2 separate regions of the Mus musculus genome follow, and region 2 is linked to region 1. A link is a loop called in an ENCODE intact Hi-C map of the cell type or tissue named here. Cell type or tissue: heart. All regions are shown on one strand. Links, peaks and the distances in the headings refer to the core of each region. The heading gives the core; the rest is flanking DNA. Region 1 has its middle 41 kb from the start of 4930448F12Rik. Region 2 overlaps Pou6f2 (POU domain, class 6, transcription factor 2).

What was found. A loop is a pair of places that touch in the nucleus more often than their neighbours do. Peaks named below come from ENCODE experiments on the same cell type or tissue, not always from the same donor. Only the 100,000 strongest peaks of a DNase experiment are listed, where the experiment ranks them.
Region 2: a loop joins it to region 1, with 18 times the contacts of the local background. A loop is called at or near these places in 4 of 42 quality-filtered maps.

Annotation. Positions count from the first base shown.
Region 1 is chr13:18,051,222-18,067,780 of GRCm38, forward strand. No RefSeq gene overlaps it. Among named protein-coding and RNA genes, the nearest start is that of 4930448F12Rik, 41 kb to the right of the region's middle. In heart, for the core only: a CTCF peak has its summit at 6,191 (motif pointing right); no DNase peak of the experiment used is centred there.
Region 2 is chr13:18,324,029-18,340,587 of GRCm38, forward strand. The region is part of intron 3 of Pou6f2 (POU domain, class 6, transcription factor 2); the gene reads right to left. Gm46402 (a long non-coding RNA gene) reads right to left here. Exons shown (of 2, transcript XR_001780867.1): 2 at 16,241-16,559. Among named protein-coding and RNA genes, the nearest start is that of Gm46402, 14 kb to the right of the region's middle. In heart, for the core only: a CTCF peak has its summit at 8,774; no DNase peak of the experiment used is centred there.

The DNA of each region.
Region 1 (16,559 bases), core at 2,751-10,750:
AAAGTGTGACACTTTGCCCCTTCTTAGATTTGGGAACAAAACACCCATGGAAGGAGTTACAGAGACAAAGTTTGTAGCTGTGACAAAAGGATGGACATCTAGAGACTGCCATATCTGGGATCCATCCCATAATCAGCTTCCAAACGCTGACACCATTGCACACACTAGCAAGATTTTGCTGAAAGGACCCAGATATAGCTCTCTCTTGTAAGACTATGCCGGGGCCTAGCAAACACAGAAGTGGATGCTCACAGTCAGTTATTGGATGGATCACAGGGCCCCCAATGGAGGAGCTAGAGAAAGTACCCAAGGAGCTAAAGGGATCTGCAACCCTATAGGTGGAGCAACATTATTAACTAACCAGTACCCCGGAGCTCTTAACTCTATCTGCATATGTATCAGAAGATGGCCTAGTCGGCCATCACTGGAAAGAGAGGACATTTGGATTTGCAAACTTTATATGCCCCAGTACAGGGGAATGCCAGGGCCAAAAAGGGGGAGTGGGTGGGTAGGGGAGTTGGGGGGAGGGTATGGGGGACTTTTGGGATAGCATTGGAAATGTAAATGAGGAAAATACCTAATAAATATATTAAAACAAAACAAAACAAAAAACAAAACAAAAAAAAATTCGTGGAATGTTTTAGAACTCTCACAGACATTAATATTTAATTTAAAGTATGGTTTTCCATGACTGTTGAGGAATGGTTTCATAATTCTTGGTTCTTAGTTTTTTTGGTTGTGAAATTGGGATGGTGATGTTTGCCTCCGTTGTACTATCATCCTTGAGAAAAAACATACTCTCTGCCAAATTGTACACTCAAATCAATAGTCAGTGGTAGAAATAGTGTTGGCCAAAATAAACCTATGATATTCTTCACCCAAAGCATTTACAAGACCCATAGCCACCCCCAAAGAAGCACTCACCCATCTCTGTCAGAGAAGTACCTGGGAATGGGCACTGTTGGTCCTTTGCAGCTGTGACTCCAGCCCCTGCCTCCTTTCTGTGAGGTACTGGAGGGCAATGCTGCTAAGTCTCATTAATTCAGCACCGCAGAAAGGAAGATCCACTCTCACAGCTTCTCCATCTCACTTGCAGCATTACCAAATGGAGGCAGTGGGAAACTCCCTGGCTTTTGAAGCCTCAACACTGCCGTAAATCAGTTTAATGTTCCAGATGGGGCACTGCTTTGTTAGTCCGATGCTATAGGCATGTGGTGGGGCCGTGGGAGCATGGTAGAGAAGGGTGCTTGGTAGAGAAGGATGCTAGTTGTTGCTGTTGGGAAACGGGAAGGAGACACATGCTTCAAGGAAAACCCCACTGATGCACTCCAGTCAGGCCCCACCTTCCATAGCCTATATCACCTTCTGACAGCCTATTCAATTATGATTACATCTCTGGATTCAGCTAGTGACTAGATCCATGCTCTTATGATCCAGTCATTTTTCCAAAGCCCTAATTCTGAGCACTGCATTGGTAATCAACCCTCCAACATAGTCTTCAGAGGATAGTCCACATCCAAACCACCACAGTAAGACATACACCTTAGCATCTACCCTGAGTTATGATCAGGCATTTCCCATTTGCCTATTCTCCTCACTTCTAAGAATGACCTTAAGGACCCTAGATAAATCGGAAAGTGGCAAAGCTCCCATCATTTCATGTAGTCAAGGAGTAGGTATGAACACTCTCTTGTTTAGTAGGGATATTATGAAATGTCGCTACCGTCTCCGGCCAGCAGAAAAGAAGTGACGAAACTGATGTCTTTCTCAAGGCAGTTTATTCAGGAACTTCACAAATGTGTAGGAAAAAGAATAATGCCACAACCTCTCTCGGCCATCCCCCTTTATCCCCTCCAGTCCACTCCCCCTCACTCCAGTCCACGTAGGCACAGTTCATTGGCTCAGGACTACATTCGTCACATCATCTGATCTTTGGTGCATCTGCGCAATGCAGCTCAAGGTACATGGCTATCTTGAGGGATATGAGGAAATCAGGTGCCAGTCATAAGACTTGGCAGCAGTCCCGGGCTCCATCTTGGGGCCGCGGCCACACCCGCTCCTCACATCTCCCCCTTATTCTTTAAATTGGCAGAGAAAATGCCTGTCTTAGGTTGCCCCCTGCAACAATGCTCCTTACCCGTCATCGGGAGACAGACAGCAGTGGTCTGATTCCTGTCTTAGGTTGGTAACACGTCCAGGGAGTCTTACCCGTCATTGTCTACTTCCCTAGCATGCCAAGCCACACTTGAGGAGATTGTCCCATCTCCACAGCTGCAAAGGTTTGTATCAACAGAGCTTGAGCCCTGCGATGGCGATGTTGCATGCGACAGATGCACCAAAAGGCCAGGACACTGATGAGCATGCAGCACAGTGCCAATCCACCAATACCGGCCCATTACTTTAGGTGTGTGTGACATAGCAGTGGCAATCCAATCTGCAAGTCCTTCAGCCATGGATACCTCCACCCGAGCGGAATTGATATGGACTATTCCAAAATCTCCTTTGGGTCTAAACAAGGTCATAACCGAAGGGGTCTGCATGGGCCATGTTACCAATCTAAGCATTCTGGTCACAATAGCTAAAGAAAACGTAGAAGCATTCCAACACATACTATAAAAACAACTATCCTCCTTACATTCTACAACATCATCAAAATAACTACCATTATAAACTAAAAATACAAAAGGAGGCCAAATGCATACAGGCGTGGCTTTAAAGAATACATTTTTCCCATAAGCAAATTGAATAACAGAAGACTCAAATAATACAGATCCATTCCAATAAAAGCTAGTATTTCCCCATGCCCCACCCATCAACATATTCAAAGAAGAAAGATCTGTACAACTCCCACTTTATCCCACACAACAGCCATACATTAAAGGATTGCTTGCCCCTCTCTGGGCTGGATTTTGATACGTCCAATTAAACCCTGAAAACGTTTGATTATGACTGGTACTAATATAAGGGGAAAAGGTAAAATATTTTTTCACGGCCCACGCAGCTTTCCTGGACTGGCAGCCGGTCCATGGGGGAAGCGAATCTTGAATACCCCTACAAAAGGGGGCCCATCATAGATCTTCAGTCATCACTGCATGCAGCATCATCACCCCCAGAAGCAGCTTCATCAGGGCACCTCCGTTCATCTTGAACTACCCTCATCAATCACTCCGGAACCCACAGCGGCTGGCAATGATCCTGTGGAAAAACACAAACAGACCCTCTCGCCCAGACCAACACAGGATCGGGCCCATGCCATCGTCCACTCAGAACATCCTTCCACGTGACTGTGCCTTTGTAGGATGCCTCGGGATTGGCAAACCATTCCGCAGCAGTCAGATCATTTTTATCTTTATTCAAAAAATTCAAGGTAAGGAGAGCAATGGCTAATCTCTCCCTAGGAGGAGCGCCAGAGGCTACCCCCCTTTCTGTTTTATTAGGCACTCTTTCAGAGTGCGATGGGCTCTTTCAATGATGCCCTGACCCTGAGGATTGTAGGGTATACTGTGCACCAAGTGGACACCCATCATTTTACAAAAGGAAACAAAAGAAGCTGAAGTATAAGCAGGTCCATTATCAGTCTTAAGCTCTCTGAGCTGACCCCATGCACCCCATGCCTCAAAGCAATGGGCAATGACATGGTGTGCCTTTTCACCAGTATGTAGGGAGGCAAACAACACCCAAGAGGCTGTATTTACAGAAACATGAACAAATTGCAGTTTACCAAATTCTGAAAAATGAGTCATGTCCATTTGCCAAATGTGGAGGGGAAGCAGGCCGTGAAGGTTTACTCCCACACTCACCTGAGGCAATAGGGGGCCACAGGCTTTGCAAGCCGTAACAATATCTCTTGCCTCTGCTCTAGTAATATGAAATTGAGAAGAAAGTGTTTTGGAATTCACATGAAACTGTGAATGAAATCCAGGAGCCAGTTCTACAGGTTTCTGAATCAAAAAGGCAGAAGCAGCTCTAGCAGCTTTATCAACCAAATCATTGCCCTCTGCTAAAGGGCCAGGCAAACCTGTATGAGCTCCAATGTGTTGGACAAAAAATGGAGAACTTCTATTTAAAATTAAGGATTGCAATTTATTTAACAAATCCCCTATAGTGGATCGAAAATTCACCTTCCCCACCATTTCCATCACTGCTAGCGAATTAACCACATACTATCTGAAATTAAATTAAAAGATTCAGAATACAATTCAAAAACGTTTATAACAATGTGCAACTCAATAACTTGGGGAGAAGCAGGGGGAAACTGTAAAGTTACTGGCGTGGAGCCATGGACCAAATATGCTCCGCAGCCTGTCTTAGACCCATCTGTAAAAATTAAAGGGGCATCAGGCAATGGCACTCAAGAAGTAATTTGTGGAAAAACAACTGGATGAGCTTTAATCAGCTGCAAAATGGGATCCTTAGGGAAATGATTATCCATCTTTCCCATGAAGCTACATCTCAAAATTGCCCAATCATCAACAGTAGCTGATAATACTTCTATTTGCTTCATATTATATGGAACAATCAATTCCTGAGGGGGATTGCCAAAATATTGAATACATTGTTGTAGGCCAATCAAGGCCAATTGTGCTACCAAGGCAGGGCAATAAGACAAGATTTTTGCGGGTGAAATCTTGGGATGTATCCATAGCAAAGGGGCGCCCTGCCAGAGGATACCCTTTTTTGAGTACCCTTTTCAACCAAACTTAACGCTACGAGGGCAGAATCAGTAAGCTGCCGGGGAGAATTTAATTCTATATCTTCCGGTAAAATATTATATAATGGTTGTAATTGTTTGTTAGTTAGTCCCAAATAGGGACGTACCCACTGTATATCCCCCAATAGCTTTTGAAAATCATTCAATGTCCTCAAATTATCCCTCCGAATCTGAATTTTCTGGGGAGATACTTGACTATCAAAAATTTTAGTTCCTAAATAATTCACCATTTTTCCTTTCTGAACCTTTTCTGGGGCTACAACCAATTGCTTTTCTTTTAGTTTTTGGATCACTATACTATATGTGTGTGTAACTTTAATTGTCTCACTCCGAGAACCTCAATAGTCCCTAATCCGGGAACCTAATAGTCTCTAACCGAGAACTTGAATCATTCCACTTTCCTGGGAGCTTTCCAACTGGCTACTCTGACTGCGGAGAGTTCTGGACTCATCACATCCTCGTACGGGTTCCACCACTTGTCGCTACCGTCTCTGACCAGCAGAAAAGAAGCGACAAAACCGATGTCCTTCTCAAGGCAGTTTATTCAGGAACTTCACAAATGTGTAGGAAAAAGAATAATGCCACAACCTCTCTTGGCCATCCCCCTTTATCCCCTCCAGTCCACTCCCCCTCACCCCAGTCCACGTAGGCACAGTTCATTGGCTCAGGACTACATTCGTCACATCATCTGATCTTTGGTGCATCTGCGCAATGCAGCTCAAGGTACGTGGCTATCTTGAGGGATATGAGGAAGTCAGGTGCCAGTCATAAGACTTGGCAGCAGTCCCGGGCTCCATGTTGGAGCTGTGGCCACACCCGCTCCTCACAATGAAACATGGAAAGAAACTCAACAATTAGCCTAAATCTGACTATGGTTAGCCTAAATAGGAGTGTTTCTCTTTCCTGAAGTTAAAAAAATCCCACTTAACAACTATTTTTTTCTATTAAAAGCCAATTTGTTAACGATTTTTTAAACATTATATGTATATGTTTTTTGCTTTTGTTTTGTCTGTTTGTTTGTTTGCCTGTATGTATGTCTGTGCACCATGTTCATACAGTACCTGTAGAGGTCAGAAGAGGGCATTGGACTGGACAGTCAGATGGTTGTGAGCCACCATGTGGGTGATAGGTATAAAAGCTGGGTTCTTTGAAAGAGCAGCCAGTTTTCTTAACTGTTGAGCCACCTCTCTAATCTCTCGTTAACACCGTGAAAAGCTACTGTATCTTAGGCATCAGTGTTCCTATGTTCTTCTTCAAATTCTTTTATTCTTAGAAAACAACCATGGCAATTAAAAACGAACACAGTGCCCAGTCATCCTGGTATTTACTGTGTGCCAAGGTCCTGCTATGCGCTGAATGGACAACAATCCCTGAATTGGCTTTTACTTGAACTTTACCTATGACGATGAACTTGACTTTTGCGTACTTAAGAAAGAGACTTAGTTTTTATTAGGCTAAAGGGTGGTTACAGTAGTTAACACCAGGTGGCGCTAAAAGACTGGGCTTGGAAATAGAGTGCTTGGGCCTCTGCAGTACACTAGGATGAGAGATGTTCCTATTGAGAACAGAGTTAAAGAAAAGAAGGGCCAGCATCACCCTCGATTTTACATCACCACCACATGCCAAGGTCCATTCTCTCAAGTTTTCTCGGTGGTGAGTTCTCTGGAGAGCTGAAATTCTTCGTGTGTATACACAGTGATTTTCCTGGGGTGTCAAATGTCCCTAAAAATTATCCTGGTTTTTCTAAGAGAAAATGAAAACAAATCTCACTTGAAATTACATTAGGAATGGTCTGGTCTTTTCCCTCACCGCTTAGCTATGCAGGAACACAGAACACATCACCTGAAAAACCTTCTCATCAACTTGGGCTTTATTGATGAGCACAAGTCCCCTTGCTTAGGGATCTCCAGGATGCTCAGAAGGGTTTTTCTCTAGTGCTGGTACCAGGGGGCTAAAATCCTTCAACAGACACCACAGTTTAACACAGTAGAATCCTTCCACTGGCCTTCAAAGGCATGGCAGAGGTAAGAAGAGTGGAATAGAAAGCCCTGCCACTCAAAAAACGGAAATTCCAGGAGCTTGTGAAACACAAGTAACCAAAATCAAGGACTAGCACTCTTGGAAGGAATTAAGACACAGGGGAGGGCAGAGCTGTGCTAGAACTTATGCAGGGTCTATGGGAAGTGGCTTTGGCAATAGATGTGGGAAGAGGGATGTTTTAAAGGCATGTTCAGTGTTTTGTTACCAGCTCTTTCTTTTCTGAGTTTCAAATCTAATAAAAATTTAGGGCAGTAGTTGGACATATGATTTACATGAATCCCTCGCAAAATGGTTGCGGTCACTTCTTTATGAAAATAGTAGCATTATGGGGAATATTTTCTTTTTTTCTTTCTTTTTTCTCTTTTCCTCTCCACCCCTTCCAGGACAGGATCTCACCATATAGCCCAGGCTTTCGACTCATAATCCTCTTGCTTCAGCTTCCCAAATGCTGAGGTTTTAGGCATATGACATCATACCTGCCTCTACTATCTCATCATATAGCAGCCAGTTACCATTTTGGATTCCTTGATTTGACCCAGACATCAGACAGTGAATTTTCCTTGTGATCCCTGTTGACATAATAGTCATGCTTTTAGTCTGAGCCTGGAACTCTCCAGATACTCCAGGAACACTAGAGGCAGGAATTGGTCTATCATTCTTCATTTCAAGGTCCTCTTTTGGTCAAGGGAGAAATAGTGGGGAAGGCCAGCTGTTCCACAGATTTTGCTCAGTGGCAGCTACTTGGCTAATGTAATCTGAGGAAGTTGTTCTCTTAAGTCTTCTATGTATATTTTATTTATTTTAACATTTGGCCTTGAAACCATTATTGAAGGCATTATCTTGCCCTCAACACATTTTGAAACACATTTAGTCTGTGAGAGCAGTAGGACCAAAGAAGGAATTATATTTTCCAAGAGATGGTTTTAAGCTGCATACAGTGGTATACATCTGTAATCCTAACTGCTCAGGAGACTGAGTCAGGGGGACTGCAAGTGTGATGCTAACCTGGGATACATTCATAACAAGATCCAGCCTAGACTGGAAAATTTTGTGAGACTCTATCTTTTAAAAATTGGCTGGGAGTGGTGTAAGGTGTCACTCAGTGCTAGAACATTTGCTTATGTGTCTAAAAAAAAAGAGTTGAATCTAAGGTTAAAACTATGATTTGGGGCATTTTATTTCTGTACCAATAGTCGTTGAGTCTACAAAAATACATTAATCTACTTGGCCGGCTCTCTACATTTGTCATTCATTATATACCACAAAAGGATTTTATAAACATGTACATATAGGAACAGAAATTTAAGGTGGATTTAAGACGAGGGAATCACAGAATAGTGAATACAGTATTCGAAATCTGAAGCATGAGTTTTGACATTACAGTGGTGTGAAACTTTCTCATTGACAAAAATATGTGCAACCAAGGTATTCCCCCTATACCTGCTAGCCTGGAAAGAGGGTGTTCCCCCCCTTATGGGTTACCCTCTACTTCTCTGCTCTTAGATCTACTCTTTCTAGCATGACAAGAATATTTCTGGATTGTCATTTGTATGTGCAACTCCAGGTCACTGGGGCTGCTCCTAGTTTCTTCAACAAGGAGTGTGATGAGCTCTCAGGAACCTGCAGCAAGAAGCTTGCCAGTCTCCTCTGAGAGTGCATTTGCAAGGACAAGCAGGTCTTTGTCCTTCTAGAAGTGCCGACCTTCTGAAGGGTCTTTTTCTCAATCCCTGAAAACAAGCAAAGCTGTTGTCTTCTGAGACGCATTGGTGTCTCTGGTTATGACCTTCAGCAGTTAGTCCTTTCATGCTTTTGCACAATTATTCCCAGTGAGGCAACTTCTGCTTTGGATACAAAGAGGTAGCAAGTGATAAAAGCACCCTGTGTCTGCTACCCCAAGATGGTTATGACTAGTTGTCCTCTCAGTTTGTACTGCCAAGGAAGGTGTGGACAACAGGAATTTCAGAAGAGCAGCAGGATTTGGGCAGTCATTGCAGACAGCAGCCAAAGCAAAGTCTTTCCATTGAAAGGCAGCTTCCTTTTGGTCCATAAATTCTGACAAAGGCTTTGTGGGCTTCTCTCTGAGCAGATTTCAAGATGAAATATCATCCATATAGATAAATACCAAAACCCCATCTATCTGGAGGAGACTTGGGCTGGAACTGACAGGTGCAAACCAGGAACCCTAGGAGCTCATACCTCTCTCTGTCCACCAAGAACTGGATGGAACAGAAAGTGGTTGCCCTCATTGTACAGTTCAGACAGCACTGCACCTCCTGAATTGTGGAGGCTTAGACAACATCTGAGATTAGAAGAGACCATTACAATTTCAATAAGTATTCTAAAGTGATGCTTTGAGAGTTTGTGTTTGTTCTCCAGGTCTGCTAATAACTACAAAGTCTTAACACAATGTGCCATTCAAAAATCACACTCAAGCCACTGTGCTTGTGTGCATGCATACACTTGCAGCTCATTAGTGTCAAGCTCTTTGTATTTTAACGAGTGTGTTTGTTATGACAGGAGGCATGGTACAGATGCTGTTTTGCTTCCATCACTGGAAGCTTAGAAAACTCAAAGCAATAGAGACAATGTTTTACAGTCTCTCAGGACATCTGTTGAATACACAGCCAAATGATTTTATTAAAATAAATCTGCGGCTGATTTTTCTTTAATAGTAGCTGAATAAATACATTGACCATTTATAACTGTTATGCTTATGGGAGCCAGGGAAACGATATGCATAGCTAGCTCTATCCCTGGCCCCATCTTTTGGCTTTCAGGATTGGAAAGTGGGATCCCTACACAGATCAGGATGTCCCCCTGAATCTCAAGGTGGAACAGCTTTGTGGGGAGAAATTAGTTTTGAGCACTAATCAGACATCTCTTTGAACTCTTAAATTATTTCATGGTTTTAAACTCCTCAGTCTACACTGAAGAGTTGGGGAACAAGAGAAAACCACCTGGGGTCTTGTATTGGCCTCTTTGAATGGACAGGTGTGGCAAGTAGAATTTGGAGAATGCCCCTGTCTCAGCCCATTTGTTGCTGCTGTAACAAAATACTCAAGATGGGGATTTATAATGGATAGAAATTTATCTGGTCCCCAGTTCTGAAGTTTGGGAAGTTTAAGGATATAATGCCAGCACTTGCTCAGCATCTGGCAAGGGCTCACTTGTGCATTATAAGGTGTGTGGGAGCATCACATGGCAAGCGTTTTAGCTCAGGTCTGTCTCATTCTTATTATGAAGCCTCTAATGCTCTCATTGGGGATCCTGACCTCATCCAATCCTAATCACCTGCCTAAGGTACCACCTCTAAAGGATATAAGATTTTTTCAATTATTTATTAGATATTTTTTCATTTATATTTCAAATGCTATCCCAAAAGTCCTCTATACCCTCCCCCCACCCTGCTCCCTTACCCACCCACTCCCACTTCTTGGCTCTGGTATTCCCCTGTACAGGGGCATATAAAGTTTGCTAGACCAAGGGCCCTCTCTTCCCAATGATGGCCGACTAGGTTATCTTCTGCTACATATGCAGCTAGAGACACGAGCTCTGGAGGTACTGGTTAGTTCATATTGGGTTGCAGACCCCTTCAGCTCCTTGGGTACTTTCTCTAGCTCCTCCATTGAGGGCCCTGAGTTCCATCCAATAGATGACTGTGAACATCCACTTCTGTATTTTCCAGGTACTGGCATAGCCTCACATGAGACAGCTATATCAGGTTCCAGTATATAAGAATTTGAAGATTAAATTTTCATCACATGAACTTTTGGAGGACACATTCAAAGCATTAATAGCCCTGGAGATTCCCACCCTCTGCTGTATGTACCTGGTGAAATCCCCTTCTCATAAGTGTGAGCAGAGCCTATGAATTGGGGCTGTCAGACACTTGATTAAATTAGCTTATATGACCACAGTGATGAGGTCTTTACCCTTACATTGTATTACCAATGTTTTCATCTTAACAGGCTAAAGTATTCAAGTGAGAGTTATCTTTTGCAGGCATTGGAAGAACTAATTCTCATGCTACAGAGAAGCTCCTGTGGAAGAATGGTGGCAGCCTCCACCATCTGAGAGAAAGCCCTGACAGCTAGAAATTGAGGACCTCAGTCTTCCATCAATGAGAAACTTGATTATCCCATCCAGCAGTAAGCTTTGAAATGATGCCATCTCACATGGGAAATCCCAGCCCTAGGCAACACCTGTGCCCTGATCCATGGAAGCTGAAACGTGAGACACATGCACTGTTTTGTGGTAATGTTACACAGAGATGAACAGCTACAGTCCCCGTGGGTATGGAATCAAGAATTCACATCTGCAAGGCCATGCTGAGGCTGCTGGTCAAGGACCAAACCTTTGATAATCATGGTTATGGTTCAACTTCCCCTGGTGTTTTATTAGTGACTCTTTGTATGCCTCTGGAATATAACAATAGTTAACCAGAATGATGTCAGTGGTGTGCATTATGTCACACATAAATGTAAGCCTTTTGGTTTAAGCATTTAAAAGATAATTTAAGTTTCATCAAAAGGATAAATAGAAATTATAGTAGTAGAAAAGTAATTGTGATGGGGCCTAGGAAATGAGGGTAAGATAAACAATGAACTGTAAACAAGGTGTGAAGCCATCGAGCAAACACACAGGCATTGTTAGTGCACACGCTCTAGCAGGAAAGACAAGTACTAATTATTATTTTCTTCTTTTGATTAAAACTCACTGCATAGTCTTCCTTGTTAATTCTTTTTATATTCCAGAATGTTTCTTATCTCTCCTGCTTGTGAAGAATTTATGTTATGAACATATCTCAATTATAAATTAATTTTATAACACCCTCTAAACTCCCCTACATTTACTGTACCAAAATACAGAGATGGAATATACTCGCGTAAATCTCCAGAGTACACTGACAACCTGAGGACAGGCAAGCATCTTGTGTTCTCTGCTTCTCATTCTATGCAAATACTTTTCCACCTCAGCCTGTAGTCAAATTCTTTCTCTTTTCTTCCCCTTTCACCCTTAGTTGTGTCTCTTAAGCAGTTTCTGAAATTAAGAAAATTCATGTCCACTGTAGAATAAAGTACCCAGAGCCTTGAGGAATCCTGGGATATTTCACCTCTTGCCTTTCCACTTCTAAGAATACAGACACAGTACAGTGATTCTCCCTGCCAAAACATTTGGATCAATGTTGCTTCTGCAAATTATATGTATCAGCAATGAATTTCAAGTCACCAACGACTCATAGGTGTCATATTAAGGAAGGAAATACAAACACTCCCTTCCTGGAGTCATTTAACCAAGAACCAGCCGAGGTTTGAATTCTCTACTTCATGCTCTCTGTGACTTATGCCTTCTCTCTGCATGGTTCTCAATCCCAGTCTGCCTGAAGGCTGTCTTGTGTCTTGTGATGTTGTCTCTGTGTCTGTGTGTGTTCATTCCTATGTTTGCCTGTCTGTTTTATGAGCTTCATGTGTCTGTCTGTCCTTAACAAAGGGCTTGGCTTTGTATTTATTGAGCAGCATAGAAAACATCTCATGGGGAAGGAATGGGACTCATCACTGAAATTTTTAACAGGGTTTTACAAGGGATTAAGTTGCTGACGCTAACTGATCCCAACTGATCCAGATAGCAAACATCATTTTTATCAACCCAAAACTATAAATCTTTGCTTTCAACCTTTATGGGAGATTTTAGAAAGTTTCCTTCAGCTTCAGCATTTCCTGCTTTCCACAAATGATACACATGCACTACTGAGTTAGGGGCCCCAAAGAGCACATAATTTATGACTGCAGCTGTGCATTAGTTTAGGTTGTAGAAGTTGTTAATGGGAAATCCAAGGCAAATAAAGTTGATTGTTACATTGTTCTCCTAAAGGCAGCTTAGACTGACAATCTGAGTACACAATAGGCTAGCAGCCTTAAGTGACCTCACAGTGTATTATTAACTCTGATTGTGAGGTCCAGCAAAAGTTCTTATCTCGTAAGAGATATTTTGAGAATATTGTATTGGCACAGTTGATATGTGCGCGCGCGCGCGCGCACACACACACACACACACACACACACACACACACACTTACTTAAAATCTGTGTCTATTTTCCAAATAGGAGGGCTGTGTTGTCTCCAGGCACTTCTGTGTCTAAGGTTCTCTTCTTTTTACACAGTCATTGGAAAAAAATGAATTTAAAAATTGGTTTTAGAGTTGTTTGGAATGTAGCTTGGTCTGCTAGAATAGGAAAAGAGTGCATATGTAAATGTAAGAGTTGGGGGGGCAGTGACAAAGGAGAGAGTAATCGTAGTCACTTGTAGTGGGAGAGAGGGCTGAGCAGTGCTATGGAGTTATTTATACTTCCTGGGAGTATATGGTATACTTTTATTCAGAGCCAAAGGCAGGCTACCTAGTTGGGATATTTGTCCAGCCTTCTTATAATGCTAACTTTATTTTGAGAAGTGTTTTTCAGATACAAAGATTATTTTCTGTAGCTTAGGCATCATGTAGACTGTGGTAGTTTCTGAGCATTTTCTCCCACTGTGGCATCCTATATTAGGTGCTCCTTTTAGAAATAAAATTTTATTTCAGAGCCTTATGCCAGGTTTTGTGCTAGAATAGTAATTATTAAATACTTTATTTTTGTGAGAGGCTCTGGGAGTAGGGGAAGAAAACATTTATTGTGTGACTTCCTTCTATTCTATGTTTTGCTCTCTTGGCTATTAGTAAAGCTTTAAAACTTTTTTCAAAAGCACATTTGGGACAAAAGTTTCTGTGCATTTACTATGCACATATTATGTACTTTTATATAAAGGGTTATATTTGTGTGCAATCTGTACATATAATTATAATGTTTAGGGAATTATGGCAAGAACAAGTTTGCACATGCTCGGTACAGAGACAGTTGAAGACGCTTTTAAGTTTGGGTTGACTGCTGTCACATCATGGATACAGATGGCTGAATGTTTAAACTGGTAGGTCTGTGCACTACTGTTCTGTATAGAACCTGTAAGGTGGAGGATTAACCTGTCATGCAATGTTTTTCTAGATTAGGAAATGGACCACAGAGGAATTGTCAGTTTTCTGGTTAGTGATGGGGACACTGGTCTATCTCTAAACACATGTGCAACTGTATTAGACTCGGCTAGCATCCAAATACTGGATTTCTACATTTAATTGTGAATCTCAGTATAAGTCTTTAAAAAAAATTCCCTAAGTCTTTTATCTTTTTATCTTTTTATTAGATATTTTCTTCATTTCCATTTCAAATGCTATCCCAAAAGTCCCCTATACCCCTCCCCCCCGCCCTGCTCCCCTACCCACTCACTCCCACTTCTTGGCCCTGGCTTTCCCCTGTACTGGGGCATATAAAGTGTGCTAGACTAAGGGCCTCTCTTCCCAATGATGGCCAACTAGGCCATTTTCTGCTACATATGCAGCTAGAGACACGAGCTCTGGGGCGTACTGGTTAGTTCATATTGTTGTTCCACCTATAGCGTTGCAGACCCCTTCAGCTCTTGGGTACTTTCTCTAGCTCCTACACTGGGGGCCTTGTGTTCCATCCTATAGATGACTGTGAGCATATGTCTTAATGATGAAAATCTGCAATTTTTGGCTAAGAAATCTGAATTCTAAGGGTTGTGGTGTTACCTTGAGGTGTGGTGCTTGTCTAGTGTCAGGGAGTCCCTCAGTTCATCTCCAACACCATAACAACAAACTCACAGACTGTTTAATTCTATTCCTATGCTGGAGAAACTATTCATTCTTAATAGCCATACATTTTGAAAGTCAAGTTTATTTTGAAAATATATATTCAAATAAAAATAAATAACTGTCTTAACAAGTTAAGTGATTTTGAAAGAAGTAAGGTAAGTCCAGAATTGGAGGTTTGATTTTTTTATTTTTATTTTTTTCATTCAAGAAATTTTGTTGAGATGAGTCTCCCTCATCTAGTGGATGGAGACATTCTCTCTGCTGCAGTAACTTCCCTGGATCTCTCTGGCCATCACTGCTACAGGACGTAGGCACTATACAGGATCTTGGATATACATAAAAATCTTCTGGCTAAAAAGGGCGATAGGTTGTCTGAGTTGTGCTGACTTTGTAGCTTAGATATCAAGCTTGGGATGTAATTGCTAATTGGTCTTGTAAATGTTACATTTATCGCAGGACACACCCCATTTCTAATCCCTAGTTGGTATTAAGTGATGATGGATCTAGGAATGGCTTTGAGACCTTTCCTGCTGCTGACTTAGCTACGGTTCAGCCCTGAGGCAAATGCTATCTGTAATTTTTGATACCAGTCTGATGAGTACCTGGTAATGCAGCATGGAGCAAGCCTTCTCCTTATTTCTCAGGCAGAGAAGAATGTGATTCAGCCTGAGCTACACCTATGGGAACTAAGTGGGAGAGGAAAGGCCCCACAGCAAGAAGAGAGATGTGACTTCAGGGAACAACCTTGGGATTTCTTCTGGCTCAAGCTGGTGCTGATGAGGTGGGAGGGAAAGTTACACAGGAGCAGCATCTTGTTTTAATCTCTTTTCTGGGAGCCTTCTTGAATTCTGCTCTGTGGAATGACTCTCCACAGGCTCTTGTGCTTGACCTCTTAGTTCCCAGATGGTGGCACTGTTTTGGGATCTCAATGAGGTGGAGTTTTGTTTTGTAACAGGAAGTCTGTTACTGTGGGCTGGCCTTGAAGTTTTACAGTGCTGACTCCGGGACTGCTCTCTACTTCTCTGATTCAGTGATCCGTCCTACTCCTATCAGGGTGCCATGCTTCTGCTGCTGTTTTTTTCCTCATCTGATAGAATGTATCCCCTTAATCGGAAAGCAAGATTAAAATGTTTCATGTTTGAATTGCTTCTTGTTACCTATTTTATTGCAAACCAAGTAACCAACGCATCACCTATCCCCAGTTATTGCAAAGACTAAATGAGATGATCCACTTCTAAGAGAGTTTACCATTTTATAAAGGGTAGGGAATATTCCCTAACTTACAAGGTTTGTGGGGATTAAACTATAGAGAATGTACAACATAGTAATGGTACCTCAAAAACAAAAACAAAACACCTTAGTAAATTTTGGGAGTTAATGAACTAGAATTATCTGTTGCTTGTTTTCTGGATAAATATTTTATCAGTTATAGAAATGGAAAATGTCAGGCATATACTCTTTATATTTTTATCTTTCATTTAATTCTTATTAAATTCATTAAACTTTGTTGTTGAATTCAGGTTAGTATTTGTTCTTTTATGCATTGTGTTTTTGTTTAACATAAGGTTGCAATTTTTTTCTTTTCTTTTATTGGATATGTTCTTTATTTACATTTCAAATGTTATCCCCTTTTCCAGTTCCCTGCCCCCTGAAACCCACTATCCCATTCTCCCACCCCCTGCTTCTAAGAGGGTGTTCCCCCATCCCCCACTCACTTCTCCCTCCCTGCCCTGGCATTCCCTTACACTAGGGCATCAAACTTTCACAGGACCAAGGGCCTTTCCTCCAATTGATGCCCGGCAAGGCCATCCTCTGCTACATATGCAACTGGAACCATGAGTTCTTCCATGGTTGGTTCTCTTTGGTTGGTGGTTTAGTCCCTGAGAACTCTGGGGGTCTGATTGGTTGATATTGTTGCTCTTCCTATGGGGTTGCAAACTACTTCAGCTCCTTCAGTCCTTTCTCTAACTCCTCCACTGGGGTCTCCATGCTCAGTCCAATGGTTGGCTGTGAGCATCTGCCTCTGCATTTGTCATGCTCTGGAAAAGCCTCTCTGGAGACAGCTATAGCAGGCTCCTGTCAGCAAGCACTTCTTGGCATCCACAATAG
Region 2 (16,559 bases), core at 5,517-13,516, 280 kb after region 1:
AGAGCTTCTCAGTTTCCCCAGATGTAATTTTAGAAAGAGCTGAGCTGTAATGGGCTCCGCACACTTTGAAAGAGACACATTGTAACGTTTGTGGTGCTGTGTAAAGAACCTTAGCTATTCAGGATGCTGCTTCAGAGGGGCGAGAGAGCAGGTGTCTAGGAGCTAATAGCTCTGCTAAGTGGAGGGGTAGGGGGGCTTTGGTGAAGTGAAAAACAATCCTTGAAATTAATTCATTCAGAAAAGACTTCAACACGTTGTGACAGCACATTAAATAGCCAGCAACAGCACACACGCAAAAATCTCTTCTTTGATTTTAAGCCCTGTTGCAAAAAGATTTTACAGCTGTGCTGGTTGGGCCCCAAATATGAAAGAAAGGAGTGTGTGTGTTGGCTGGATGGGTAGGGGGTAGGAATACAGAGACTGGCACAAGGAACAAATATGTATCCATAGAAAAGGAAATTAACAGGCTAAGATGAACCCATGTAGTATGGGCCTGGAGGTTAAAGAGAGCTGTATGGAAGCTCATTGAGCTTGGGTATATTCTTGCCCCAGGGGAGGTGGGAATCTCTGTTGGTTCCAACCCCACCCCCCAACCTCAAACCCGGAAGCTAGTCAGACAGTTCAGAGGGTCTGGAGGTGTGGCTAGTACCATGACCAACCTAGCTGAGTTATCTCAGTGAAGTGGAGTTACAATTAGCACCCAGGGCAAGTAAGTTTGGCCTCCTAAGTTCATGGCAAGAGGATTACTCTGAGTTTGCATTCCCAAAGCAAAGGACAGCAGTGCTTCCGATGGCTAGAAGCACAGTGGCTATTGTGACAAGGACTAACGGCATGTCTTGTACTATGTGTACATTTCAAAAATTACCTACCGAAGAGTTGTTCATTCTTACATGCATCAAGAAAAGGGGATATGACTCTGTAATCTTAGCGGCTCACTAGGCTCACATGGGGAAGGCTGGAAGCCAGGAGTTTGAGGCCAAGCACAGCAAGACCTTATCTCTTAAAATAACTATATATATATATATAGTTATTTTAAAAGAAAGTAAGGTTTTGGGTGTTTTAAAAAAGGCAATGCGGAAAAGATTTCCACGTTCCCTAGGCTGCCCCACTGTTGCCCAGAGGCATAGACAGATGGACACCAGGAGTGTCCTCATGCTGGTATGGAAAACTCAGGAGGCAGCAGGGTACATCCTCTGTCTGCGGGTGTTCCTCTGATTCTCTGACATAACTCATTTGGAAATACCGTTCTCTTCCATTTCCCCTGCTGAGGAGTCTTTCCTCGGCTTGTTTGTTTGTTTGTTTGTTTGTCTGTCATTTGGTTTTTAATTGAAAATGTCCTACTTTAGAAAACCTTCCCGTGTGGATGTTTAATCTGAAAGTAAGCTCATTGGGCAGAAATCTTACTTTGCTCTCCTTCTTTCTTAAGCATCTTTCTGACATTTGAGGTGCCAACAATATTTAATAAGTCAACATGCCTGCTTCTCCCACAGCGGTAATGTGCTTTTTTTATGAGTATAGTTGCTGTGAGCTTTATGGAAACCAACACACTAAGTCCCATTTGTAGTATTGGCCCTCCATATGAGATACATACTCAGGAATAAAATGTACTTCCAAATGCTTAGGTAAAGGATCCATTCAGATCATCAGGAAAGAAAGACCCAGAAATCACAGAGGATTAAAAAAAATATTCTAGAGATCTTCAGAAAGCAGATACTTAAGCTCTGATATGACCTAGCAGGTAGCTGTCCTGAATATTAGGCCACAACTAACCACTAACTTAAAAGCGTGGAAGCACTGGATCTTGGCTGAAGAAAGTGCCAGCCTAGAGAAAAGGGTGTATTATGGAATTCCTTCATGGTCTCAGGAGACCAAGATCACTCATTACACAGGTGCTGGGAATACATGACATTTCCTTGCCTAAGCTGATGACTCAAGGTGACTGGATTATAGTAGAAAAGGCATTAGATTTAAAGTCCTAAGTCATCCCTATGAACCTTTCCCTGACACCCATTAGCTGTTCGACTAAGACATCTTACTGAGCATCTGTGAGCCCCTGCCTCTTCATCTGCACAGAAGAAAGGCAACCATCATCCATTGCTAGCAATGGTTATGAATTAAATGGTGGGTTTTTATGGGGCTGCACCCAAGTCAGGCAATGGACTATCAGAAGGGCATGGGAGACATGCTTGTCCCTTTTCCTAGTTCCTCACTCAGATGATAGGCTAAATGTTCCACAGGCTTTTGAGCTGGTATGGGTCTCAGAACTGAGCAGAGAAGAAAGCTTCTCTGTTCTTCTTTGGAGCTGGAAACATCCAGGCAACAATTAACTGGGGAAACATGGTGAGGGAAGAAACTGAAATCCAATCCTGACCATGAGAGTCATCGCATCTACCTTTGTACTTCTGTTTCTGCCTCCTTGTCCATGAGGAGTGATGGTGGTGCTGTTGAGTAAGCATTTCCAGGGATGAGGTAATTCTCAGGAGGTCATCTAATCAATACCTTGAGACAAACAGGTTGTTCTGTCATCCCAGTTTTCCATAAGAAAACTAAGGCCCAGGTAGTTTAAGTAACTTTCCCAAGTTCAAATATCTAGGCTGAGACCGACACCTGACACCAAGAATCCTGGTTCAGTTGATCTTCCATTAATATTCCTTAGTTGTCACTTTCAAGAGGGGAGTCGACCTAAATTGTCTCAATCTAGTTGATATGTCTTCTATTTTCTCTGCCCTGATGTTGGGCATTCCTCCTTCCTAGCGCTTATTATAATTTTAAATTACATGCCATCTGAGCACACCCTTGGCTAAGTATGTTGTCTTCCCAGTAGAATATCCACTCAGCCTTTGCTGTCCTTGTTCAAGGTCCTAGTGACGATGACAAAGCCTGCTATATAAGAGGGACCTATTTGATGAGGAATGAGTTCACTCACAGTGTGCCTAAAGGCTGGCCAAGATTAATCCAGGGAGGATTTTTTTGAAAGCTGGGTTTGGCCTTTATAAGGCTGAAATCTTGATACTTTCTTAGAGGTTATCTTAAGCCACATGGGTTTGTAGCTCTCTGTAGTTCACAGAGAAGAGAGGAAATACGCCATGAATGATATTTCAGATTCTCCCTCTATTTGATCCCCCAATGTCATCTACATTTTGCCCCATTTATCATGTCTGTGGAAGGGTTGGAAACAGTGGTAAAAGCATTACTTGCATGGTTAAACACTTGGGAGTCCTTCTGCTTCTCAGGGATTGTTTCTCCCTCCTCTGGAGCACTCTACTGAAAATCTAAATGCGGTTCTGTTCAATCTGGTGTAATAGTGGGGGAAACCATTACTGTGGATGGTAATGACATTTTCTGTAAAAATTAAGCTGCTTCTCAACACAGTGAGATTTGCATTAGTGTTCAGTTCTAATCCAGGCTGCCAGACAAACAGAAGCACAAGGAGAGAAAGTGGTGTCTTTGCTAATAAGTGTGAGGGAAAGGTGAGCACTCAATAAAAAAATACAAGTCATAAGGGGAGACTTGATATGAGAATAAGATATATTGCTACTGGGAAAGCCTCTTGGGACAATGGCTTGGCAGATATTCTTCCACAGAATCTGCCAAATAAACACAGCAGAAAAAAAAAACAATTCCTATGATTTACAGAAGAACAAAATGGACTTTCGTTTGGCTTGATAGCAATTCCTTTAACATTGATACCCCATTTCCTAAGTCTCACATTATTTCTATGAATTACCTACAATATTAGAGCATACTACATCTCCACACTCTTTTTTTTTTTTTTTTGGCCATTCAGATATTCAGAAAAATCAAAGTCTGCTTGGAGTCTATGTGGGTCCTATGACTGCTTCTGTCTCTGTCCCACTAGGGTGGGCATCTTCTATAAGGCGAACCATTCTGGGCGAAGGTGGCCGCATATGGATGTTGAGGAAGATATGATGGCAATTTAGATTCTCTCAGAAGGAGATAATGACTCTGTCAATAGAAAGGATGGATGGTGAAGGCAGTTGAGGTGGCCCCCACCTGTAATTTCAGCACTTAGGGGCCAAGGAGGACTACTGAGAGTTCAAGGTCATCCTAGACTACCTCGTGAGTTCTAAGCTACCTTTGATTGAAATGTGAGATTCTGTTCTCTGCGAAATATTATTTTAAATATTATTTACTTATTTTATGAATATGAGTTCAGTGTAGCTGTCTTTAGACATGCCAAAAGAGAGCACCGCATACCATTACAGATGATTGTGAGCTACCATGTAGTTGCTGGGAATTGAACTCAGGACTTCTGGAAGAGCATTCAGTGCTCTTAACCACTGAGCCATCTCTCTAGCCCCTCCCAAATATTTTTAAGTGTAACTATGATTCATAATTTTAAAACTTGACTTAGAATCTGGGCCTCACAGAGCAGGAACTTTAGGTTTTAACTTATCATATATTAACATTATCCAGCATATTCTCCACCCCTTCTTTCTCTGTGCATGCATACATGCATACCTTTATAGAAATGAATGGATAGTTCATATGTGATTTCCTTAGATTTAATAATATAATTTTAGGGAAAAGGGAACTATCAGTGAATAAGTAGTAAATTTCTTCTGGGTATTTTCCATTTTATTAACACGTTTAATCCTCAGTACAACCATTCTCATGTTTATTTTTCAAATGAGGAAACTCAATCATAGAGAAGAAAATGTGAAGTTATATAGGCACAGAGAATAAAAGCAAAGCCCAGACTTCTAGCAGAATCAGACTACTTCCCACTGCTACACAAACTCTCTAATCTGGAGATTTTCTGCATTACCATTTCCTTCTCAGGAGCCATTTAGAACCTGCAAATGCTTAAAAAAGACACATCACAGTCTAAAGTGAATGAACTTCAGGATTATTTTAATATCCCAAAATTGGGGGTTTATGACCCTTTAGTTGAGTTTCTGATTTTCTACTCTGGTTGTATTTCATCTGGAGATAAAGCAAAGCTTTCCCCTCAACACAGTCTACCTCTCATATCATCACTGGCGTTGTTAGGGAAAAGATGTTATAAGTGGAAAATTATCCATCATTTGTACCATTTTGATGAAAGTTTCCTCAAGTCTCTCTTGCTTTGTATTTTATTTTAAAAAGTTGAAGACTGGTGTGGGTGTTGAATTTTCAGTAGCCTGTTCTTTTCCTTGCTCCAAAAATCAGGATAACACTTGAGTATCACATCTGACCACACCCTTTCCATAGACAAGGATTCTGCTAGAGCATAATTTTAATGTATTTAACGTATTCACATTAAATTCTTGCTTCATAGAATGCAGTAGTTAAGAAAGCAGAGCAAAGCCGGGCAGTGGTGGTACATGCCTTTAATCCCAGCACTTGGGAGGCGGAGGCAGGCAGATTTCTGAGTTTGAGGCCAGCCTGGTCTACAGACTGAGTTCCAGGATAGCCAGGGCTATATACAGAGAAACCCTGTCTTGAAAAACAAAAAAACAAAACAAAACAACCAAAACCAACCAACCAACCAACCAACCAAACCAAAAAAAAAAAAAAAAAAAAAAAAAAAAGAAGAAGAGAAAGGAAAAGATAGAGAGAAAAAGAAAAAGATAGAGAGAGAGAAAGAACGAAGAGCAAGTTCTCAGATTCCTGGATGACTTTAAGACAAGTCAAATAGATTTGGAGAACTTCATTTCTGGAGATTAGAGTCCTATCCTGACAAAGCTGGACTTTTCACACTGTTACAATATAAAATCTCTAAAAATATGTCCATCTTGATCTAGTGGCACAGATTTCTCTTGTTCCTAGACTAAATTATTGATGCTACAGTTATCACTTCTTATCTCTTCTTGGGGAACTCAACAAATGACTTTCCTACAGCTGAACCAATAACTGAGGAAGGAGCGAGGGCCTTTTGATATTTTAGTTTGTTTGCTTTTGGTTTTCTTGCTCTGTGGAGTAGTTTCAAAGGTGCACACTGCTGTGGACTTGAGGGGATCAAATGATGATGCTGGGTGAGTTAGTTATTTGTTCCAGTGCTCTGACAAACCTGGCCATAGAAGCTCAAGGGAAGAAGGGTTTATTTTGGTTCACAATTCAAAGGGGAGTCCATGATAGCAGGGGGAACATGGAAGAAGTAGCCTGAGGCTGCAGGTCACTTGTGGCCGCAGTCAAGAAGCAGACAGAGAGAGATGAATGCTTCTGCTTAGCCAGCTTTCTCTGTTGTGTTGACTTCAGAATGATAGTCCATGAAATGGTACTGCTCAATTAAACTAACAGATCTCACAGACCTGTCTAGGGGTTCATCTCTGTGGTAATTTTATATCCCATCAAGTTCACAATCATGATAAAGTATGACACAGGACATATTTGAATATGGAATAGACCAAGATTGCATACAACTAATTGAAGAAATGACTCAGGTTTGCAGTTGCTGCAGGAGAGAGTGCAGGAGAGGAGTCTCTGCAAGGCATCTATGGTGGTTCTTTCCCATCACCTAGAGGACACACTTGTAATAGGAGCCATAGAAAATTGATAAGGAACCCAACAGTCTGCCAAATCTGAGGACCATTAGTTTTTATTCAACTGGACACATAAGGAAGTATCCTGCCATTTTGTTATTGTCCAAACAATATGATAGCTGAGTTACAGACAAGTCATTGTATATGTAGCTGTGACTAATGTGTCTGTTAAACCAGTATTTGTCTATGAACCAGACCCATGAAGTAGTTATAGTTGGTGATTTCATTTTTAAGGAATTCTTTTCATTTTTATTGGTGCATATAAGTAGACATATTTGTGTGGAGTGAGTTCTTGCCATTTATTGTTTCAACTTATTTGACAAATGGACATGCTTCTATCGGGAAAGCATCATTTGTTAGTATATGGGAATATCACCAGGGTTCAGGTTGCTCAGCCAGCCCTTCCTAGTTTTATGATCTAAAGCAAGGAATTCAGTTTCCTCATATGATAAATAAAGCTAGTTACTGGTTCTCAGCATTGGTCAGGCGAAGATTGCCTAGGTTAACATACGACAAGAAAACTAATGTTTCTGCATATATCTGGGGCAGCATGAATAATGGTACCTATGATGTTCAAGATGCTGGCAGGCATTGTACTTGGTGCTTTTCATACTCAGTATCTGTCACTGCAAATGTGCTGCTCAGTAGCTATAGACCTTCTCAGTCGGCTCATGCTTGCTTTATGAAGTACTCTTCTATCTGGTTTTAATTTCACATTACGTCTATTCTAGGCCTAGATCTGTCTCTCTGCAGTTTTGATTTTACCACATGACAATCCAAGGAGAAGAAAATCTGTAATCTTTTTCTTTAGACAGTTTTCAAAGAGGAGATAGAGGAAGCAAATGAGACAATAAGAAATGCCCATTAGTAGCCATCTGAGAAGGTAAAGTCTCAGTGAGCTACTACCCATACTCAGAATGATTAAACTAAAAACAATGGATAAGAAGAAAGAAAAAACAAATCCAAAACTGATAACCCCAAGTGCTGACAAGGGCATGAAGTCACAGCACCAGTTAGACATTGTTAATGAGATTATCAAACCATACATCCACTTTGGAAAACTGCTGGCACTTAGTGTACATCTAACAGTAATCTTGTTCTCAATATTACCTAAGGGAAATATAAAGTATATTCACAGAAAAAAGAAAACCAAATGATTATAATGTCTTTATTCATAGGTGCTAAAAAAATGAAAAACTATGCAGATGTTCTTACGCTGGTGAATGGATTAATCCTGAAGTCATGCAATGAAGTCCAATGCTAAGGAAGTTACCCTCTACTACAGAACGGGCATTCTTCAGGTCTGTATGTGAAATTCAGGGAGGTAGATTTGAGGGATGCCTATGGTTATGACTTTTAGGAAAAGGCAGACAATTGAGACAGAATATAGATGGTTGGCTAAGAGCTGAGGACCATAGATGGTTAATTTCAAAAGGAGCTTGACAGGATGTAACTCTCAATCTTACAGTGGTGGTAGTTACACTGGATTATAGTGTCTTCCAGATCTTATAGAAGTATATACTAAAAAAGGTAAATATGTTATAGACTGTGTAGGTCAATAAATCTAAGAAAATCCTTCTCAATATCAGGCCTACAACTCAATTAACTAAGCAACAAAAGATATCCTCTCAAATGAGTTCTTAAATACTGTCCCTGGATGACCTTTGCTGTCTTCAGCCAGTGTTCCTCTGTCAGTACAAGATGCAGTATTCTATTTGACTTCTTTCTGGTTGACTTAGCTATCTCACACATGGAATGCCTCACAAGTTCTTGATGCATGTCGACGTCACTCAGGTCTAAGTCACATGTCACTATGTTAGTGACCTCCTCTTTCCAGTACAGTTATATCTCTAGAAAATTCTTCTGTGACTTCTTTGGATCACTCATTCGGAATTTTAACATTTGAATTTTTATCTAAATGCTGTTTGTTTTCAAACTTATTCGCTCACTTATTCTTAGATGACTTGAACAGACATGTAACTGCGTAAGTAAACATATAGACTAGTACCAGAGGAGAAATCACCATTACAAGGAAGCCCTTCAGTGGGGTGTTCAGGTATGTCTAGCCCAGATCAAATGCAGGAAGTGGTGGATTTTCTAAACTCAGACAGAATCCACACGGAATAAAACTCCCCTCCTAGTTCCTCAGGGAATGCCAAGAAATGCTGTCCAAGAACACTTAGCACTTTTCTGGTCTAAGGTCACTTGGAAATACAATCTAAAAGCTTGAGAGACCTGTGAAGTTCCTCCAGGTGTTGATTTAGTGGCTGGCTCCCCCTAGGGGGCCACAGTCCTCACAACCTCTCTACTCCTTTCTTTAAAAGTTTGCTTAAAGGAAAATGTGTAGGCCATGATTCTTAGAAACTTGACATGGGATAGTTTTCATATTGATGTCAACTGGCCCTAAGAAAAATTACTGTTGTAGGTTTCCTTGGAGTGAGAACAGAGAGCACAATAATAATAAGGTGAATCTTTGTTAAGAGCTTGTATGGGCCAGACACTGTGATAATACCCTCAGGCATAGCATCAAGCCCTGTAAATTCTGTGAGGAGAGGATAAATGCACAACCCTTACTTGAAGTCCTCAGTCTAGATGCTTCAGTGCAAATGTATTCACATACGCGATAGTTATGAATGTTATTTATTACATGATGTCCTACTATGGTCGAGATAGCATAGGCAGTCAAGCATACTAATATTCTGGCAATTAAACCTCTTTCTTATAGCTCAGTGGCTAAGAGCACTTGCTGCTCTTTCAGAACACCAGAGTTTGATTATCACCATCAATTTTAGGTGACTCATGACTATCTATAATGAAAGCTCTAGAGGGTCCAAGCACTCTCTGGCTTCTGTCTGTATCTTCATGCATATGGATATACTTGCTCACATGCAGGCACACACACACACACACACACACACACACACACACACACACACAGACAAGCACACACAAATAAAAATAAAAATGTAAAAGGTCTACCTCTTTCTTTCTACATGAAGTTAGATAAATAAAATTTATATATAGCCTGATACAGGTTAAGAATAATTTTGCCACTAAAGGGTTACTGAAAACATCTTTGCTTCATTGAGAATTTTTGAGTTGTAGATAAAGATACTTATAGGCCTACACCCTCTGGCTGTTTTACAGTATGAGAAACTGAGGTATCGTTAGGACAACTAGCACACGTTCCCTCACTATTTGGGGGTGCAATCAGGAGGCATACTTTGATAGCTTCAGCTAAGAACATTCTCTTTCTGTGTGTCTCTTTCTCTCTCCCAGTCTTTCTCTCCCCCTACACATGCACACACACATGTATATGCATATACCCATATACACATGCATGCGGGTACACACAAGCACACATACTCATGCAGCTTAGAATCAGACACACCTACCACATGTGGAAAGCACACTTAATTTAACCCAACTAAACCATTAGATTTCTTCACCATCTTGCCCTATCTGATGAAGGTACATGAGATCTGAGCAGTCCAGGTGCTTCCCCTTGCACCCTTCTCTAGGCACCACCCTTGCCATGTTATTTTAACTTGTATCACCATGAGTTAGTTTTGTCTGTCCTGGCACTTTATGCAGGTGAGCACATAGGACGTACCCTTCTATATCCACCTTTCCCAGCTTCAGTCATGCTCCTGGAAGTAGGTGAACTTTGATCTTTTCTTGTTGTGTGCCAGTTTGCTATGTGAGTGTATCATTGGCAGTTGGCCATTTTTCTCTCAGTGGACATGTGACGTGGTTCCGGTTGAGAGGAGGTTCTTACTGTCATCGGCTGTCAGAGTCTAGCTCAGGCTTATCCATAGGCTATCACAATAGAGCAAACCAGTTCCTCCCATCAGAATAAAGGCAGCTTGTCCACAAATGACCTTCCCCTCTGTTTATAGCTGTAATGTAGGGATCTTACAAGATAGGCTTTTTCTGTAAAGGGCCAAATAGTAGATGCTTTGGATTTTGTGAGCTACATGGCTCACCAATATGGACTTTGCCACTGTGGTGCATCAGCACCATACATAATTTGTAAACTGGTACATGTGTACTCCAACACATCTTCAGTTGGAGAAACAGGAGGTGGTGAGATTTGATCAGTAAATTACAGTATGGCAAGACTTCCTTTCTAGTGAATGTTGTGAAGTCATTAAATCATTGGCAGCCTGTTCCTTAGTGTGGGACCCTGGCCTTTTCTTCACTATCTCTGCTTTCAAGCTTATGATGTAGAAGGTTTGATTTGTCACACACTGTGCCATGATGTGCTCTTCACTGGGATCTCAGACTAATGGAACTGAGTGATCATGGACTGGAACCTCTAACAGTATGAAAGACAACAAGAAAACTCTTTAATATGACAAGAAAAGTGTCTACGTTCTTTTGTTGTAGTGACGGAGAGCTGGCTATGGACCACTTGAACGAGTAACGTTTAACCTGAGTTTGTAGATGCTTCATAGCATGTATACTGGTGGGTAGTATGCAGCACTCTTGTGGTACATCTATGAATAAACTTCAGGGCATTTGTATGGCCTGAAATTATATGCAAAATGTGAATTTTGGGGGCATATGTATTTTTTGGTAGCTCTTACTATAGCTTTTCTTTCTTTCATTCTTTCTTTTCTTTGTTTGTTTGTTTGTTTGTTTGTTTGCTTTTTCGAGACAGCGTTTCTCTGTATAGCCCTCACTATCCTGGAACTCACTTTGTAGACCAGGCTGCCTCAAACTCAGAAATCCACCTGCCTCTGCCTCTCAAATGCTGAGATTAAAGGTGTATGCCACCACTGCCTGGCTTACTGTATCTTTAATGAACACTTAAGAGATATTTTTTTTTATCCCCAGATCAGGAAAAAATGGGAACATGGGAAATGGAAAAAGTCAAATAGTTTGTTGCCACATAGGTTGCCAAGGTAATTTTTCTAGCCAGTAAAGGCAAAGCATCCAAATTTTGAATTCAGATATAAATTTCAGAAAGGGATATCCTTCTTTAGACAAATGAGTGGTTTTTCATCTGAGAGGTACCTCCCCTTTTGTATGAGTCTTGCCCACAAGGCGTGTGGTCCAGTAGTGGCAGACTTACAGGTAGGTTAAATGAGTTTGATGCTGAAGCACTAGGTACCACTGCTGTTTCTGAGGATCAATAATCCCACATGAATGATAGTATCTGTAGCTCTAAATTTCTATCTTTATATAAGTGCCCATGGCGCAGGTCCTTCTGTATGGGTTCTATGTCTCCAAAGCACTTCCTACACTGAAAAGACCAGCAAGATAGTGGACACATTATTGTTAACTGTATTTCATGTTCTCAATTCCTTTGAGAAAGGTCCTAATTAGTCTAAGCAGTGTTTAATGTAAATCAAGTTTCACTTTCAAAATTTCAATGGCCCCATTCTGACAGAATGTAGATTTTTTTAATGCTATACATAAAACATGGGTGCTAGTAAAACACTGTAATGACAGGCAGAGAAGAGCAGAAATCAATACATAGAAAGTTCCTGAAATTAGGTAGGCATGACCTCCTGCAGCAGCCTGCGAAATAACCCTGGGCAGCCAGCCTTGCTGGGTAGTTGCAGAGGGCTGGGACTGTCCACTCTAGCCAAGCTTCTGCAGGTGAGTCCTCTGACTTACCAGGGAGGGAAATGCAGCTGAAGGATGCCCTGAATGAAAATCGTGATGCTAGACAACCCTTGGGACACTGCTGAGATTCTCAAAGCCCTGATTTATTTCACAATGTAATTCAATTATGGTAAACAGAGCGTGCTTTTATATTTTCCAATCCTCTTATACACCAAATCACAAAGCCAGATACCTTTTATTAGTGTTTGATAGCATGTGGTTAGCAGGGTTATTAAGAAAATAAAGGAATGGGGTACTTACAGATTTAGTATAAACTATGATTAATTTTTATTAAGAGGATACATTTATAAATCATGAGCTGACAATTTTTTTAAAGATTTTTTTTCTTGAGTTGGGTAGATCTTTGCTATGCAGAATGCAGAATTGTATATGAGATATTTGAGTGTCTGAAACGATGTATGATAAATGAAGTAGCATGCTACTTATACGCTTATCATGTTCCCTGACTAGCAACAGGTTCAGCAAAGGGCACAGCCAGTAAATGAAATTTTCCACCAGGACAATATATCATCACAAGAAATGTATGCGCTGAAAACTTACAAGCTTGCTCAAGATGCGGACAAGGTGTGAAATGGTAAAAAATGAAAAGCAGCCAGATCGTTCAGCAAATTTCAAATTCAAGTGAATATTGGTTGGAGCTGATGCCTTAGCTGTTTCAAACCACAAGAGTGAGAGAGAAGATGCAAACACTGTCTGAAGGCAAGAATAAGTTTCTGTTATTACCAATGCCACAGAAGCAAAGTAAAGGGCACAGTGCTGTACATGGCTGCTATGATATTAACTGAGAAAGAGGTTTCTGTTATATTTTTTTGAGGAATCTTCATTATGTTTAACCTTGAACAAGTCTCTTAATACTTCCACACTTTCATTTTTCTGCTTGCTAAATGCAAGGGAGAAGAAATAATCTTATAAAGTGTCCCCTTTAAAAAGAGAATTTCGTGGTTCTCTGATTTTTATTTTGAAACCACCAAAAGAAATGGCCAGAGTAGAGGGTTTTCAATACATATTATATTAACAGTTTCTCAGGAGGAGCTTGCAATTGCATTTTGCTGCTTAACCCAATAATAGCAGCATCTACTCAAGGGACATGCCAGAAAATGCAAATGTGCTTGGTTAGTACTTTCTTTCAATAATTATCATACCTTGTAGCTTATTCTTGCCATCTTTGATTTCCTTCAAAGCCACTGAACAATGATCCTGTCACAGAAGTGTCTGTACAATCCAGGAGGTGCAAGCTAAGTCCCCCCACATGTTAACATCAGGAGACACCAAGGACTGCTGATAGGCACCAGGCATCCCATTTCCCTTTGCTAGCTACTTCTGGTGACAGTGTGAAGTGACAGCTGCAAGGGTGAATTACCTGCAGGTGGTGTCAATAGGTAGAAATGACAATAGACCTCAGTGACAGCTATTCTAAAGAAGAGTTTCCTGTATGTTAAAAAGCTCAGTGCAGACAATACCCAGGAAGTAAAGGACTAAATGCAATCTGATGGAGACCAAACCTTGTTAACACCAAGGACCTTAGAGGAAAAACAGGCTGAGGCTCAGTGACATTGAAGGAAAGGGGCAATGTGGGCACCACATCTGTGTGGCCCTAACTGGCTGAAGTGGAGGTGGTAACAACTGCCTTACCAAGTCACATGTGAATGACTAGGTTCTCCCTGGAGCCTCCTCAGCTGCTGCTTCATATGTGGGAGCATTCTCCTCATGATATTCACTAATCCCTCTGTGACATTGGTTTTGTTTCTTCTCCTCCTGTTCTAGAAAGGAATGCCTGTGAATCTCGGCCAGTAAAAATGGGCTTCTAAAGTGAGTCAGGAAAGTGAAAACCCTATTTATAGCGAGGAACAAAAAGATGAGATGATACTAATTAGGATAGGAAAAGTAGCGAGTCCTAAACTGTATGAGATGGCTGGAATCACCATCCTGGTGGGTACTGCCTCTAGGTAAACAACCCAGCAGATTGGGATGTGTAAGGTATTACAAATGTGTGAACCAAAAGTAGAAAGAGAAAGAACAGGCTCCTGAGCACAGTGAGAAAGCTAAGTCTGAAAAGAGTTGTAGAAGACAGCTTATATTCAGCTAAGTCTGGCAACAAAGTTATTTTTGTCAGATGGCGCCCTGATCTGGATGGGTTTCCTTGTAGAAAGTTGTTACATGTCATAGAAATAGAAACAATGGGATTAGTGATGCATGGAAAATTCAGTGTGCTGGCAAGAAGACTGACATTAGCAGGAAGCAAAGCTTTTTTGAGAAGTCTCCATTAAATAGTCATTTTGCTTATGTGGAGAAGAGATAAGAAGCATGTTTGGAACAAAGGATGCTTTGACACCTGGGGTAAAGGGTAATGTTCTGCAAAGCAGGATGGCCAGAGACACCAAGAAAGGCAGTCTCCAGGAGCACATCCAACAGGCCATCCCAGCCCGCCTCCTTCCTAGAGATGAACACATGACTGCCTTTTATCTTCATCTGAAAAAAAAATCACAGGGTCCCAACAACCGATGGACACTAATCTTCACAGCAAAATTTATAGAGGCTAAGTCTCAGGAGCACATAGGGCCACAGTACTGTGTGATATCAGAGAGTGCCATCTACACACATTCTCTCAGCAACCCATGAAGACTTCCCAATAGGGCACGGTTGAAAGCATCCATGTGCTTATAAGAGAATATTTCCACTCATGTTCACAATCTTATTTTAATTATAATAATTTCTGAGAATATCATCATATTCAATATTTAAGGAATTCAATTCATTATTAAAACAGAAACACATTATTTCCTAATAGAAAATTTCCAATAACCTTGGCTTATTGTCCACAGGATGGAGCTCATATGGTACTGGCTTTAGCATGCACTATCGGTGGAGTTTCTAAACAATTTATGCTAAAACAAGCAGGACAGGAGGTCCACATATCTGTGGGTAGCAGAACATTAAAGATTCAAAAATGCTTTCCTCTGTGCTGAATACCATTTAATGAAACATCTCAGAGGAAATAACCGCATGCTCTGATTTCACAACTGGGAGCCCGGAAAACACGAGTGGGGGACAATTGAGCAGATGGATTGATATAATTAAAGTCATAAGGTTTTATGTTTTTTTAAAGACTCTGCTGTGCGGGAAAATGAGTCACTGGGAAGAGCAGTAATGTAACCATGTGGTGGGGGTGAGACGCCCAAGCTCACGTTCCTAGTAGAACGCTGGCTGCCAGCAGGAGCTTGTATGACCATGTGGAGAGGTCCCAAGAGCAAGCTCTCTGCTCCAGGGCTCTTTACTCAGCTCACCACAGGCCGCTGGACAGAATGGCTCCTCCGTGGAATAAGAGGGGAAGGCATGGTCCTTGGCAAACTGTTCCTTCCAATTGCAGATAACAAGAATATAGCAGTGCAGGAAGCTTCACACTGCCTAGTGTCTGTAAGGTTTTAAATTACTGAGAACTTAAGGAATGTGAAAGGCAGCTAATATGACTGAAAATTCAAATGGTGGAATTCAGGCTAAATACCACAATATTGAAAGATTTGAAAAATTACCTAGTTTTATGTACTATCTTACTCAGTAAACTATGCTTTCTCTATTGCTCATGTTGGAATATTGCAATATTGAGAATGTGGGTCAGAGTGCCTTTTAACTGGTATCCTTGGGACACAATGAAATCTCTAGTTAATAAAACATCTGAGGAACAAGCAAGTTAGCTAATCATTAGCTAACAATTCATACTTTGTAAGAAAGCATCTTAAATATTCAAGTTATAATATTTTTCTAAGAATCCAAAATATTATTGGTGATAAGCTTAAAAGCCAAGAAGAATAGTTCCATGAAGAACAGAAATATTACAGGCACAGTCAAGAAATTTTGCAGAGATCCTTGAGAGAGCACAACACTTTATTTCATGGGCAAATTCTAAGTTTAATGCCATGAAAATTGATCCCACACCAGCAGACTCTTTGCCTGTAGCATGTACCTTATTTCAGACCAATGACATGGGTCACAACTACTTCTGATCTTAGCAAGTCATGGAAACATGACACAACTGCTGCAGCAATGATATTTGCTCCATATGTTGAGTTCAGTGAAGTCCCTGGTACTAGGAAAGTCAAGGAGGATCTGAGCAGTGTCAGCTGCTCATTCTGTCCTGTTCTTGCCATTCTGTAGCAATATACTATCCAGATTTACTCAGTAAATATGGGAAACCTACTCTAGATGGAGGAACTGACATGCATTCTTATAAAATTGAGTGCTTTCTCCTTTAAATTAAAGAATTCTCAATCTAGTGCCTACAAGTCACAGCCTTACAAGAGGAATTCCCTTCATTTTCCAGATTATAAATGCAGTGGCTATCATTCTAGTTGGTGACCTTGGCCATTTATCAAGAGAGAGCAGTTAACTTTGATCTAGAAGGGGAACAGGTAAAACGCATTGATTAAGTTCTATCCTTTTTTA